3 separate regions of the Homo sapiens genome follow, and regions 1 and 2 are each linked to region 3. Evidence: chromatin contacts called from ENCODE Hi-C or POLR2A ChIA-PET data. All regions are on one chromosome and are shown on one strand. Each heading gives the region's core, a stretch centred on a gene start or an enhancer-like site at or near the end of the contact. The rest is flanking DNA. Distances are from core to core; before and after follow the strand shown. Region 1 overlaps ADTRP (androgen dependent TFPI regulating protein). Region 2 overlaps LOC105374925 (a long non-coding RNA gene). Region 3 overlaps LOC105374928 (a long non-coding RNA gene).

Evidence for each region. A loop is a pair of places that touch in the nucleus more often than their neighbours do. ChIA-PET counts read pairs that join two places held with the same protein, here RNA polymerase II (POLR2A). Pooled maps may share reads with other maps.
Region 1: a loop to region 3 is called in a pooled map, with 8 times the contacts of the local background. The contact joins two enhancer-like sites. A Hi-C loop is called at or near these places in 2 of 37 single-sample maps with no recorded cell type and 7 of 50 pooled maps.
Region 2: a pooled map shows a loop between it and region 3 (8-fold over the local background). The contact joins two enhancer-like sites. A Hi-C loop is called at or near these places in 1 of 168 maps with a recorded cell type or tissue (GM12878), 9 of 37 single-sample maps with no recorded cell type and 14 of 50 pooled maps. POLR2A ChIA-PET finds 5 or more read pairs at or near these places in 4 of 52 experiments (GM12878, activated B cell and activated naive CD4-positive, alpha-beta T cell).

The regions. Positions count from the first base shown.
Region 1 is chr6:11,712,762-11,717,249 of GRCh38, reverse strand. It overlaps ADTRP (androgen dependent TFPI regulating protein), which reads left to right. Exons shown (of 6, transcript NM_032744.4): 6 at 2,738-3,727. The coding sequence ends at 2,772. Among named protein-coding and RNA genes, the nearest start is that of ADTRP, 64 kb to the left of the region's middle. RefSeq lists an enhancer at 2,725-2,874. Within about 2 kb of position 2,794, at least 4 of the 41 ENCODE cell types and tissues checked have a DNase peak (open chromatin) inside an H3K27ac peak, as active enhancers do.
Region 2 is chr6:11,315,620-11,319,850 of GRCh38, reverse strand. The region is part of intron 4 of LOC105374925 (a long non-coding RNA gene); the gene reads right to left. It also overlaps a transcript of NEDD9 not described here. Among named protein-coding and RNA genes, the nearest start is that of NEDD9, 85 kb to the right of the region's middle. RefSeq lists an enhancer at 1,389-1,608. Within about 2 kb of position 1,415, at least 22 of the 41 ENCODE cell types and tissues checked have a DNase peak (open chromatin) inside an H3K27ac peak, as active enhancers do.
Region 3 is chr6:11,459,294-11,463,324 of GRCh38, reverse strand. All of the region lies in intron 1 of LOC105374928 (a long non-coding RNA gene), which reads right to left. Among named protein-coding and RNA genes, the nearest start is that of TMEM170B, 76 kb to the left of the region's middle. RefSeq lists an enhancer at 2,914-3,103. Within about 2 kb of position 2,429, at least 7 of the 41 ENCODE cell types and tissues checked have a DNase peak (open chromatin) inside an H3K27ac peak, as active enhancers do.

The sequences.
Region 1 (4,488 bases), core at 1,545-4,044, 250 kb before region 3:
AGGAATAAAACAAGTCGGGGTGAATCTAACTTCCTATCTGCCAACTAGGATACTTTCTACTGGGAAAAATGCTTCTCAATCAAGAAAATATTTATAATAAACATAATTTTCCAATTACAACTTAAAATCCATTTTGTGAATTTGGTTTGGGTAAGATATATGATCTATTATTAAGTCAACAGTTTCCTTATTTCCAGCTATGCGTTATAGAAACATGGTCAGAAGGCTGGGTGCGGTGGCTCACACCTGTAATCCCAGCACTTTGGGAGGCCGAGGCGGGTGGATCACTTGAGCTCAGGAGTTCAAGAGAAGCCTGGCCTACATGGTGAAACCCCATCTCTACTAAAAATACAAAAAAAAAAAAAAAAAGCTACGTGTGGTGGCGCACACCTGTAGTCCCAGCTACTCGGGAGGCTGAGAGGTGGGAGAAACACTTGAATCTGGGAGGCAGAGGTTGCAGTGAGCCAAGATCACACCACTGCCTTCCAGCCTGGGTGACAGAGGAAGACCCTGTCTCAAAAAAAAAAAAAGAAAAAGAAAAAGAAAAAAAGCATGGTCAGAGATAAATTTTGAAGACTTAAAGAAGCCTACAAACTGCTTAGCTCTGTGAGAATTCAAGACTAAGACCCGCTTGCCATTCCCAGCTGCTAGAAGCAAAAAGAAACATGATTTTTGCAACGTTCACGCCACATGAGTCCCTACAGAATAAAATGACTTTGGGAGCACCACAGAGACCCATTTGGGAACAGTGCCTTCTCTAGCATGTGGATGGGTATGTGGGCATTTCTGAGTGTTCCTCCTAGCTACTTGGTTTTGGACAGAGGACTCTAATCCAATGGAGGGAACCACCTGCTGTCCTCCCCCAGCAGAGCTTCATACCACCATGTCTGCTCCTGGGTGGCTTTTCTCCAAACCTTCGTGTTCTGTTGCATTTCTTAAATGGAGAAGGGAGTCTTCAGTCCTCAACACCTGGGGTGGAAGGACTGAGGTTATTATTACAGTTAGGCTTGAGGGCTTGGGGATTGGTAAACAACATGGATAAAAGAAAGTTTTAGGAATCCTCAGAGTGACTGCGGGGTAGAAATTTGAGAAGTTTATATTGACCAAGTTTATATTGTCCCTCTTGTATGTGAGCTGGTTATTTAATTGAAAAAGAATTCATTAAAGGCCCAGAGTATACTCTACAGAAAAAGGAGGTACTGTGCTTGTACTTATAGACCTAATGTAGAGAAGCCCTAACTAGGGAGGAGAGAATTCACATCAAAAATGGAAAATAAGGCCAAGGGTGGTGGCTCTTGCCTGTAATCCTAGCACTTTGGGAGGCTGAGATGGGAGGATCCCTTGTGGTGAGGCCAGGAGTTCAAGATCATCCTGAGCAACATAGTGAGACCCTGTATCTAATAAAAAAGCAAAAAAAAAAAAAAAAAAAAAAAAAAAAAAAAAGCTGGGCATGGTGGTGTGCACCTCTAGTGCCAACTAGTCAGGAGACTGAGGTTGGAGGACTTCAGCCCAGGAGCTCAAGGCCGCAGTGAGCTGAGATTGTGCCACCGTATTCCAGCCTGGGCAAAGACCTTGTCTCAAAAAAAAAAAAAAAAAAAAAAGGGAAAAACAGAAGAGAAAGAAGTAGACACACCAATGAAAACAACGTGAAATCCATAAAGCTTGATAAACAATAAGCCTCGGCTGAAGTGACTGGGGTAGTCTAGATTGATGAGGAGCAGACGAAGAAGACAGAGTTTTGATCTTGAAAATTTTGCATGAGATGAATACAAGGATAGCCATGAGGACTGCATGATCAAGAGGTGGCCATCCTAGGAAATCAGTGTAATTAAGGGGCCACAAACAGGACTTCAAGTCACCAGTCATGATAGCCTCTAAGAAGTGGAGTTCCAGCAGAATGGAATGAGTATAAGATATCTAGTGTTTACTGTTAAGGATAGAATTGATGAAGGTGGCAGGGTTTGAAGGGTGAATCATGGAATTAGGAGCATGGATTTGCTGCAGGAATACCAAGCCAGAACTACCAGGGCTGTAAGTTCTGGAATGGAGGAGAAGTTTTTAAAGTAGCATTGACAGTATTTGGCAACAAGCACAAAGGATAATGAGCTAATGAAATTTCACAAATTGCAGAGCTTACACAAAGATTTATGATCATTAAATATGGAGTACCAACTTGTTGGCTGAATAGAAGTCATTCTACAAATCTAATGCTATAATTTCAGTAGAATAATGCCCCTCTAATGAGCTTACTCAAACCTAATCCATATGCCAGTACTTTTCCACCAGGCTGATGAATTCATTTGCTAAGAGGTCACAGAATGACCCCAATTAGTTGAACATCCACCCTTCTATTTCCTCTCTAATTTGATGTGGTCTCTTCATCTCCATCTGCAAAGTCTCAAAGTTTGCTGATGGATTGTGTGTAGCCTGCAGACACTCACTCAGAGTCACAGCAATATGCTTCCTCTTAGCTATGCAGAGTACCTGAAGGCAAACAGCATCGTGGGTGCCTGGCTAACTGTGAACCCAGCACTGAGGGAGGACGGCAGAGTTGTTCTCTGCCCCTGTCATCGTGGCAGCTGTTTTTTCATAACTCCTTAAACTGCATCTTGTCACCTTGGGAAAAGTGTGTTCAACTTTCCACTGCCCCAAGTCAGAGTGAATCTCTACCCACAACAAAAATACCCATTAGGGAAAGCCTGAAGCCTGAGGTCTGTCTCTGTTCTTGTTTGTACAGGTGACATGAGGCAGCCACGGAAGAAGAGGAAGTAATTGCACACCATTTTCCAAGAACCAAGAAAGAAGAAAACACAAGAGATTTTTCTCATCTTTTTTTTTTTTTTCTGGTGGAGGGAGGTGGTGGAGGAACATAGCAAAGTAGGAGGGACAGAGAGTGATACTTAAATTTAATAAGAGGTTCGTGAAGGTAGCTTAACTTGAGAACTCTTGGTTTTTTGAAAGGTTGACTGCACATGCCAAAAACAACTCCTGCTATCTCAGAATTAATTATCTTTGACCTTCGTGGAGGATGGTCTCTGGTTAAAATCTGGCCAAAGAAACTCACATAAACTTGGTGTTAGAGAACATCTAGAGAGAGAGAGAGGAACTTAGAGTCATTTAAACTCTTCAGTTTACAGAGAAGGATGCTGAGGACCTAGATGAGAAGTTACCTGCAAAAGGCAAAAGGGTTACTTAGTGTCAGAACCAAGGCAATGACTTCTCTCTCCCAGATCTCCTAGCTACTGGTCCTGGGCCATTTTTTTTTTTTTAAATAATCCCAACTTTCTTTAAAAGACAAGCATTTCAGTAAGCTAGTTATTTTCATGGGTTGCTCATCCATTTTTTTCAGTGATCTAAAAATGTAGGGAGATGGCTACTACTGAAGTTGTCTGTCTACTTGGGATAATAGCAAATTAATTGAAGACAATGGGAAAGTAAGTTATAAAAAATACTGGGAAATCTGTTTCTCTTCTGAGCAAGCATTCAGGGCAGGTATAAACATCAAACATAGTGACATTGTCAAAACCTCTTCCATTTGAACATTGATTAATTCATCAAATAAATGGTATAGTAATAAATTTTGCTTGCAGAAGAATCTGGATGGGAAGTGATAGAATTATAAGGGCTGTTGAGATTGCTTTGCTACAAAGCACTTTTCTGAATTAGTGTGTGGTTTAACAAAGCTGATTTCCAGATGCTTAACAAGGATTCATGATCCCTGCTGTGATTTTCCTAGTGTTATTTTCCTGGCCTTTATTTGTGGGCACATTTTTTAAAGAACACAAATGGCAAATGGCTATTGGTGGGTAGACATATTTGAGTCTACTAGTATGTCACTAGGCTCATATGGGTTGGGGTGTGGACACTGAAGGAAATTGGACTTGGACTTCCCAACCTAACATTATGTAGGAGAAATCTGGTAAAAATGAGCAAGAGTGGTCTTGAAGGGTTACAGAAGAGGACAGAATATCTCAGGTGGGAAGGCAGCCTAAGGGAAGACCAGGGCAGGCACCAAGAAACCTGCTTAATTCCCACTTCTTTTTCTACTGTTCTGTTAATATGGGCCTCAAGTCTTTTCCAGTTGGAGCTGGGAATACCACCTCTTTCCCCACATCTACTGCTGCCTCTTCACTGCTCCAAGCACCTGGTCTCAGCAGGAGCTCAGAAACAGTTGCCACAGTGGAAATTCCCCAAACGTGAAGCCCTCGGGGGATCACCCAAATGTTCCACACCCCAGAGGTGACTCGGGCTGCGTAACTCTCAGTCACAGTAAGCTCTTGGTGGGGATGAGCCTGCAAATTTCTATTTGTGGCTTTACTGGCCCTAGGACCAAATTAAACCTTGATTGCAGCATGCCTGGCCATTGTGCAATATCTCTTCCAACACTAGAAATGTCTCGGAACAATTTCCCATTGAGCACATGCCTAAGCACACAAGGGCATGCTCGGTGCTGCAGTAGCTTAAGAAAAGATACACAACAAAACAATA
Region 2 (4,231 bases), core at 166-2,665, 140 kb after region 3:
TGCATGAGTGCGTGAGTGTATTTGCTTGTTAGTGCAAGTGTGCACCAGTGTGTGAGTGTGCATGTTAGTGTGCGTGAGTGTGCATGTTAGTGTGCATGTTAGTGTGTGTGTGCATGTTAGTGTGTGAGTGTGCATGTTTGTGTGTGCATGTTTGTGTGAGTGTCCATGTTTGTGTATGTGTGCATGTTAGTGTGTGGCATGTGTGAGTGTGCATGTTAGTGTGTGTGTGTGTGAGTGTGAGTGTGCATGGTTAGTGTGTGCGTTAGTGTGAGTGCATATTAGTGTGTGTGTCCGCATGTTAGTGTGTGTCCGCATGTTAGTGTGAGTGTGCATGTTAGTGTGTGTGTGCATGAGTGTGTGATTATTTGCTTGTTAGTGTGAGTGTGTACCAGTGTGTGTGTACATGTTAGTGTGTGAGTGTGCATGTGTGACTGTATGTGAGGGTGCATGAGTGTGTGTGAGTGTGAGACTTGTGTGTATGTTAGTGTGCATGTGAGTGTGCATGTGAGTGTGTGGGTGTGTGAGAGTGTGAGTGCACAGGATGCTTTTCTGCTTTGATTCCCCATTCCCAGAAAAGGGCGTTGGCCCTGAACTTGGGGCCAGGCACCCAGCCTGGGCCAGGCAGCTGTGAACAGCAGAGCTTGGTCATGTTGTCCAAGCTGAAATGTGGGTCCCGCTGTTCTGAGTGGGCAGAAGAGCCAGGGGAATCTTTTCAAGCCGAGCAGATATTCCACATGGCATCTGCACAACCACAAATAAAGTTGTTTATCTTTGTCACTTTAATATTATAACAAAAGCATTATAAAAACAAGGCAGAAACATAATGAACTCTAAGGCCCAATAAATCTCTTGGTTAAATGGCCCTCGTGGTTTCTGAAGTTATCCCAGAATGGGATAATGGCAGAAATGAATTAGGTATAAACTGGACAAATTCTCACCTCTCCTGTTGTTTCTTTTCAGCCAATAGTTTCCTAAAAACTGGGTTATCAGAGACGCTCTTTTAGAGTAAAACAATTTTTTTTTTTTACATTTTTAAAAACAGAGCTTCTCTCCAATGAATGTCCAGAAAGACCATACATTTCAGGGCTGGCCTACAGGACATATTTCAAAGTGATGTGTAATGTCATTTTAGAAGAGTGAGCTGTTTTCTGTTGTTTTTTTTTAACTTAAAGACAAAATGGCCAGGGAAAAAGCTGCCAAGTCTCTGAGTAATCTTATTGAGGGTTCAGCTTTCTAAGTATGACCTTATGCTAGCAACAGCCCCTGAGTAACAAGAAAACAAGCCAAGCTAGGAAGCCTTGTTTCTATGAGACGAAATGGTAAGACAGCAAAGTCTGAAGGTGAATTCTAATTATGTAACATGAGTGAGTCATCAACGCCGTCAGCGATCACAGACAATGATGCAGTGACCCGCCGTCTCCCCACACTTGCAAAGCACAGAGGCTGTGTTTCTCATCCCCCGCTCCACACCTTCCTCTCACCCCTCCTTCCTTCCTTCTTTTCTATTTTTCTCTTTTCTTTTCCATTTTGTGCTGCATTACTCAGGGTTCTCAGAACCAATAAGATACACATATATATTTAGAAAGTGATTTCTTGTAAGAACTTGGCTCATGTGATCATGGAGGCAGGCAGGTCCCAAGATCTGCAGAATGAGTTGGCAAACTGGGGACCCAAGAGAGCTGATGGTGTGGTTCCTGTCTGCGTCTGAGGCTCTGGAACCCAGGAGAGCGGATCACATAGCTCTAGCACAAAGGCCAGCAGGTTTGAGACCCAGGAAGATCTGATATCTCCATTTAAGTCCAAAGGTGAGAAAAAGCCAATGTTCTAGTTCAAAGACGACCAAGCAGGAGGATTTCTCTCTTGCTCAGGGGAAGGTCCACCTTTTTGTTCTATTCAGGCCTTCAACTGATTGAACAAGGCCCACCTGCATCGGGAGGGCCACCTGCTTTACTCAATTTACTGATTTACACGTTAATCTCATTTCAAAACACCCTCAGAACACCCAGAATAATGTTTGCCCAAATGTCTGGACATCCTGTGGCCTAGTCAGGTGGACGCATAGAATTAACTATCACGTGTGCCTTCCTGTTCTCGGGTGCACTGGCCACGCATGCTGTCACCCATTTCCCGTTTATCATCTTTTCTTTACAGCCAAGTTTCTAGAAAGAGAAGTCTAGACTGTCTGCAGTTTCTCATCTCTCATTCACAAGTCAACCCAGCGGCAGTTGGCGCCTGTCCCCATCATTTTCTTGAAACTGATCTCAAGAATCTGCATAATCTAATTGTCAAGTTCTTTCCTCTGTTCTTTGTGTAATAACGCACCATCCTGAATCTCTCCTTCAGGCCTCTCTTCTCTGTGCGGCCCTCTAGGAGTGATAGTCCCCAGGATCCTACCATCTTCCTATCTATCTTTTTTTTTTTTAATTTATTTTTTTGAGACGGAGCCTCACCCTATAGCCCAGGCTGGAGTACTCACTGCTACCTCCACCTCCCAGTTTCAAGCAATTCTCCTTCCTCAGCCTCCCGAGTAGCTGGGATCACAGGCCCGCACCCCCATACCCAGCTAATTTTTGTATTTTTAGTAGAGACGGGGTTTCACCATGTTGGCCAGGCTGGTCTCAAACTCCTGACCTGAGGTGATCTGCCCGCCTCGGCCTCTCAGAGTGCTGGGATTACAAGTGTGAGTCACCGTGCCTGGCCCCCTATCTCATTTAACAAGCTCTGTCTGGCAGATGTTATAAGCTCTCTTGCTTTAACTGCCAGCTCTAGGCTCATGACTATAAAATCTCTGTCTTCAACATTCTCTCTCTCTGAATCTCAGACTTGGGATATATAACTGCTTACAGATTCTCTCCCCATTGGATAGTCTCCACATGAAACTGGAACTTAACATGCCGCATTCAAATTCACCATTTCCCCCGTAGACTTAATTCTTAATTTCTTCTTTCTCAGAATGATACTAGCATCCATGCAGTCTCCAGAGGTTTTATCCAGGAGACATTTATTACCAACGGCTCCGTCTCCCACCTTGTAATTCAAATCAGTTACTATGCTCTTTCGGTTCTCCTTGCTAAATATCCATTTCCTCTCCTCTTCACTGTCCCTGTCTCCAGCTTAATCCGAACCTTCCTTATAATTCTCAACTGGAGTATAGCTTTATAATGGATTTCTCTCCACCTCCATTTCAACTGCCCCTTCAATGAATTAGTGACTATTTTCAGTGTGATTCTTATGCAAGAAAATGTGATCGAGTTAATTCCCACTGAAAGCATTTCCAAGCCTACCCCATTGCCTTTAGGATACAATATGAAGACAATTGCAACAGTCCAGGAGAGAGACTGTGAGCTAAGACAGAGGCAACTGAGATGGAGACACAGGACAGAATGAAGGGAGCTGGGAGATCCTACAAGCTAGAAATGCCAAGACCCCATTACCCATGAGACGATCAGACGTGGGAGTGAGAGTAAAGGGAGATGAAGGAAATCCTCTCCATCCTGACTTTGATGATAAAGTGAGTCATAGTCTTGTTCTCTGAGCTGGGGAACTCTAGATCCTGACTTTCCTCAAAGCAAACAGCAAGTGAACTTACTTGGGTGGGGCACCCTGTCTGGGGAAGCAAAGCCTTCAGGAAACTCAAAGGTCTGCGTAGAGATGAATCAGAGACTCAATAACGAAGAAATAAAAATTAATACCAGATGGGTGAAGGAGGCAGTTGAAAGTCCTTGTAAATAGTCAGCATCCAAGAGTGCTGCAGAAGTGGAAGGTGCCACAAACAATGCTCTTCTGCCAGGAGATTCCTAAAAATCTGCTGGCAAAGACCAGAGAAAGAATCAGAGCCACGTGCCCAGCAAGACATTACCTAAGCTCAAAAGGGTTTAAAGGACTTATAACCCTGCCTTTTACCCTCAATTATTTCATGATCACCACCATGCCCTTTTTCCTGGTCAGGTGGTTGGCAGTAGTTTGGAATACCTTGCTGTTTGTAGAACATGTTAAAGCATGAATTATTTGTTGCTATGCCTTCTGGGTGCATATTTGGATGCCCTAACAGATGAACTAATAGCTCTTTTCATCTCACTCTCTTTATTGAGTCTTGCCCATTTACAACAAAGGAGAGACTTGTTTTGTAGATCTTTAAAACACACCTGAGGATTTTGAATTCATTTATAAGCCAATCCCCTCCAGTGATCATTCAGTAAGAACCAAAGTCATTTGCAAAGCTATACACCAA
Region 3 (4,031 bases), core at 1,180-3,679:
CACAAAAGAACAAACACTGTATGATTCCGCTTACGTGAGGTACCTAAAGTAGCCAAATTTGTAGAGAGAGAAAGTTGAATTGCAGTTGCCAGGGGCTGTGGAGAGTGGGAAATGGGAATTGCTTAATGGGCATTGAGTTTCAGTTCTGCAAGATGAAACAGTTCTGGAATTGGTTGCACAACACTGTAAACATACTTAACACGACTGAACTATACACTAAAAAAATGGTTAAGATGGTAAATTTTATGTTACGTGTATTTCACCACAATTTAAAAATATCATTTAAATACTGATTTCAATCAAACCAACTATAGCGGTCACGGTGGCCACCAATTAGCGGGAGGGTATTCTGTTGTTTCTGATCTGTGAGATCTGATGAAATTATCAATGCTTTTCCCTGTCAGCAGCCAAGCTCAGTGATATGCCGCAGCTGTTGCCTGTGTTCCCCAGTACGAGAAAGAGTCTGGGCCACCCACCTTTGGCCTTTGATTCTTTGCTAGGGGAGCCACAGATATGATCCTTGAATTAAGGAGGACGTGTGGAGAAAATGCATGTATGCATCCCTGAGGTCACCCTGCTGAACCCCTTTACACATGGCAGAATGAGTGGCAGTGTTAAAAACTTCCATGTAGGTCAATAGTGTCAAATCTCATGGTTGTCAAATGGAACATTTTTGTTTCTGATGACATCGTTGGAGCTCCAGGAAATAGCCTAGGGTCTCTGTATTTGAATCCATGTTTTCTCATGGCATGTGAATGTCAAGTCTGCAGTCTGGAACATGGGCAATTCCCTCAAGCAGAAAATGGTTGCACTCTCTCATTAATTAGGACCTATTCAGATATCTATGATCAGTGGTTTCAATATGAACCCTTTAGGTTAGAATTGCTGCCTATCAATTCTTTTTTTTTTTTTTTGAGACCGAGTCTCGCTGTCTCCCAGGCTGAAGTGCAGTGGCGCAATCTCGGCTCACTGCAAGCTCTGCCTCCCGGGTTCACACCATTCTCCTGCCTCAGCCTCCCGAGTAGCTGGGACTACAGGTGCCTGCCACCACGCCTGGCTAATTCTTTTGTATTTTTAGTAGAGACGGGGTTTCACTGTGTTAGCCAGGATGGTCTGGATCTCCTGACCTCGTGATCCGCCTGCCTCAGCCTCCCAAAGTGCTGGGATTACAGGCGTGAGCCACAACGCCCAGCCTATCAATTCTTTCAAAGTGTGTTTAAATTACACTAGTATGTGTGAGTTGCAGATCTTTCATGTTTTCCAGGTGGGAGGGAGAAGGAGAGAGGACAAACATTTCATGTTTCAACACAAATGAGTCTCCTTCAAGTCCAGTGTATTAATTAACAACTGGTTATCCTTAAAAATTGTAGTATAGTGTAAACAGGAATCTATTTATTTCACTAATTAATTCATTTATTTAGACATTAGCATGAATTCTTTATTCTTCCCTCTCTGACTACCTACACATTTCCACTCCCACACACACACGTGTGTGATAAAGTGTGTGTGCATAGTACATCCATCATATAGTACAAGGAAATGTAATTTGAAACAACGACAACTTACGCCACTAAAAGAGTAGACATTTTATCTCTGATACTTTTGACACCTACTATTACAGGCTTATTTCAAGAACACAATTTTCAAATACGTTGTAGTTGGCTCTACAAAAATCAAAATGCAAAATGACAGGTTTTTTTTTTTAACCCCAAATGTCTTATGATTCAAACCCTCTTGAACAGTGTAAGCCACTCTGAAGATCAAGTGCCACCCGTTACGGGAAAGGGTACAAAAGACCTTTGACCTGTCTGCTGCTGGGGAGTTTTGGCCACATCTGGGATTTCCATCAGCACTCACCTTCTTCGGCTCATGAAGAGGCCATGGCAGGTGTTGGTTAAAGAGGGGAAGTTGCTTTCAAAAGACTGAGATGAAAGAACTACTAGAATCAAATAGCTTACTGTAAAGACTGATTCTCTTTTGCACAGTCCTAAGAAATGACCTGTCCTTGGCCTTCCAAGATCTTGCTTCCAGAATATCAACCTGTCAGGACGGGAAAGAAGCAATAGCAGGTGAGACCATCTGAGGCGATCAGAGGGTCTTGATGGCAAAAACAAACTGACTCTATCCCTTTCCCAGACCCCAGACTCCCAGCTATGGTGGGACTAAGAATGCTGAATGCTGGTTCTCAGGCCAGTGAACCTAAGAAACTGAAGAGCACAAAAAGTGCTCTTGGCAGAAACTATTTTAATAGTGCTCGAAATACTTTTAATGAGAAGGGGAAGCAGGAACTTCAAATAAAGTTTCTCTTTTGCATTCCACCAAGAACAGATGTTTGCTTTATTCAAAGAAGTTTCATGGGGGTGATTTCATGCATAGCTAAGAGCAGCAGTAGGGTTTTTTAGCTGTTAGAGCTGGGGTTGATTTACATAATCAGGGTATTACCGCTCCTGTGGCTTTCTACCTATATGCTATTAAACATATGTGTGCTTATATCTGTGTGTGTATGTGTGTGTGTGTTCATAACGCTGGAATCAAGTAAAAGGTCCACCGTCATTTCCTCATCATTCTTGGGAATATTTACAGTATCAGGGCTGCTCTCTTATCCTCCAGCTGTAATAAAGGCAGCACTTTGTACAAAATATCTCATTTAATTTTTATGACAATCCCATGAAATAGGAATTACTGTCCCCACTACATAGATGGGAAGACCGATGCTTAAAGAGGTTGAATACACATGCTAAGGTAGCATAACCAGGAGGTGGCAGAGTTGGGATCTGAGCTGAGGAAGTCCAGGGCTCTCAATTACACTCCCACAAGATAAGGAGCATACATTGTACAGGCTGCACAAAGTCATGAAGAAATCTTGGGTAACCATCTGCAAGCCCATTTACTGATTTCCTCCCTTTAATAGGGCTGACCCACAAGCCCACACACTGTGGCATCCGCTCTCCGCTACCACTTCACCCTGTGTCTCTCTGCTTATGCTGATTTCCGTCCTTTCCAAGATTAGCATTTGGCCTGCCTTCTCTCTATGGCCTCACTGGCCAACCCTGTCAGCAATGTGCCCTGAATAATAGAATCAGGCATAAAGTCCTTGCCCATCTTTCCTAGTAGAAAGGGGATCCCTCCATGGACTTCTGGAGCTGTCCCATTTATGTAGCCATAGCTAACTGCCTAGTCTCTTCTTTCACCAGAGCTCCATGATACCACATCCTGTTGAAAATGACACAAGGAGGAAGAAAAAGTCCCTTTAGGTGGTAGTCATCAACTTTTCCTTTCCACCCCCTCCAGTATGTCTTCATTCTTTCTCTTTCAGCTCTTCAATTTACTGGATTTTTTAAGAGGCTGTGCTCTGTTGCTATGTTCCAGATAGGTAGGTAAGTAGGTAGACAGATTAGATAGATGGATAGATGAATAGATTAGATAAATAGTAGATACATAGATGAATAGATTAGGTAGATGAATAGATAGGTGGATAAATGAATATATTAGACACATGATAGATAAGATAGATAAATAGATTACATAAATAGATAAATAGAAGATAGATGAATGCATTACATAGCTAGATAGATAGGTAAATGGATGGATGGATGGATGGATGGATGGATGGATGGATGGATGGATGGATGGATAGATGTAGATGAATAGATGGATGGATAGGTGAGCAGATAGATAAATAGATAGATGCATATTCTTGGCTTGGGTTACCCCAGAAGCAACCTGAAATAAGAATTCACATGCAAGTAGGAAACACTAGTAGGGGAATAGAGAAGTGAGAAACAGGCAAGAGAAGAAAACCAACCAAAGGAGAATAATCAAGAAAGTTACCACTGAGGGCAAATGAAGCTGAATTCCACTGGGGAATTCTGAGAGACAGTGTAGAGCCTGCTACTCAAAGCGGACCATCATCATCATCATCATCATCATCATCATCATCATCATCATCATCTGAAGCTCTACCACAAATCCACTGAATCAGGATGTGAATTTTTAACAGGATCCCCAAATGATAAAGTTTGTAAAGTACT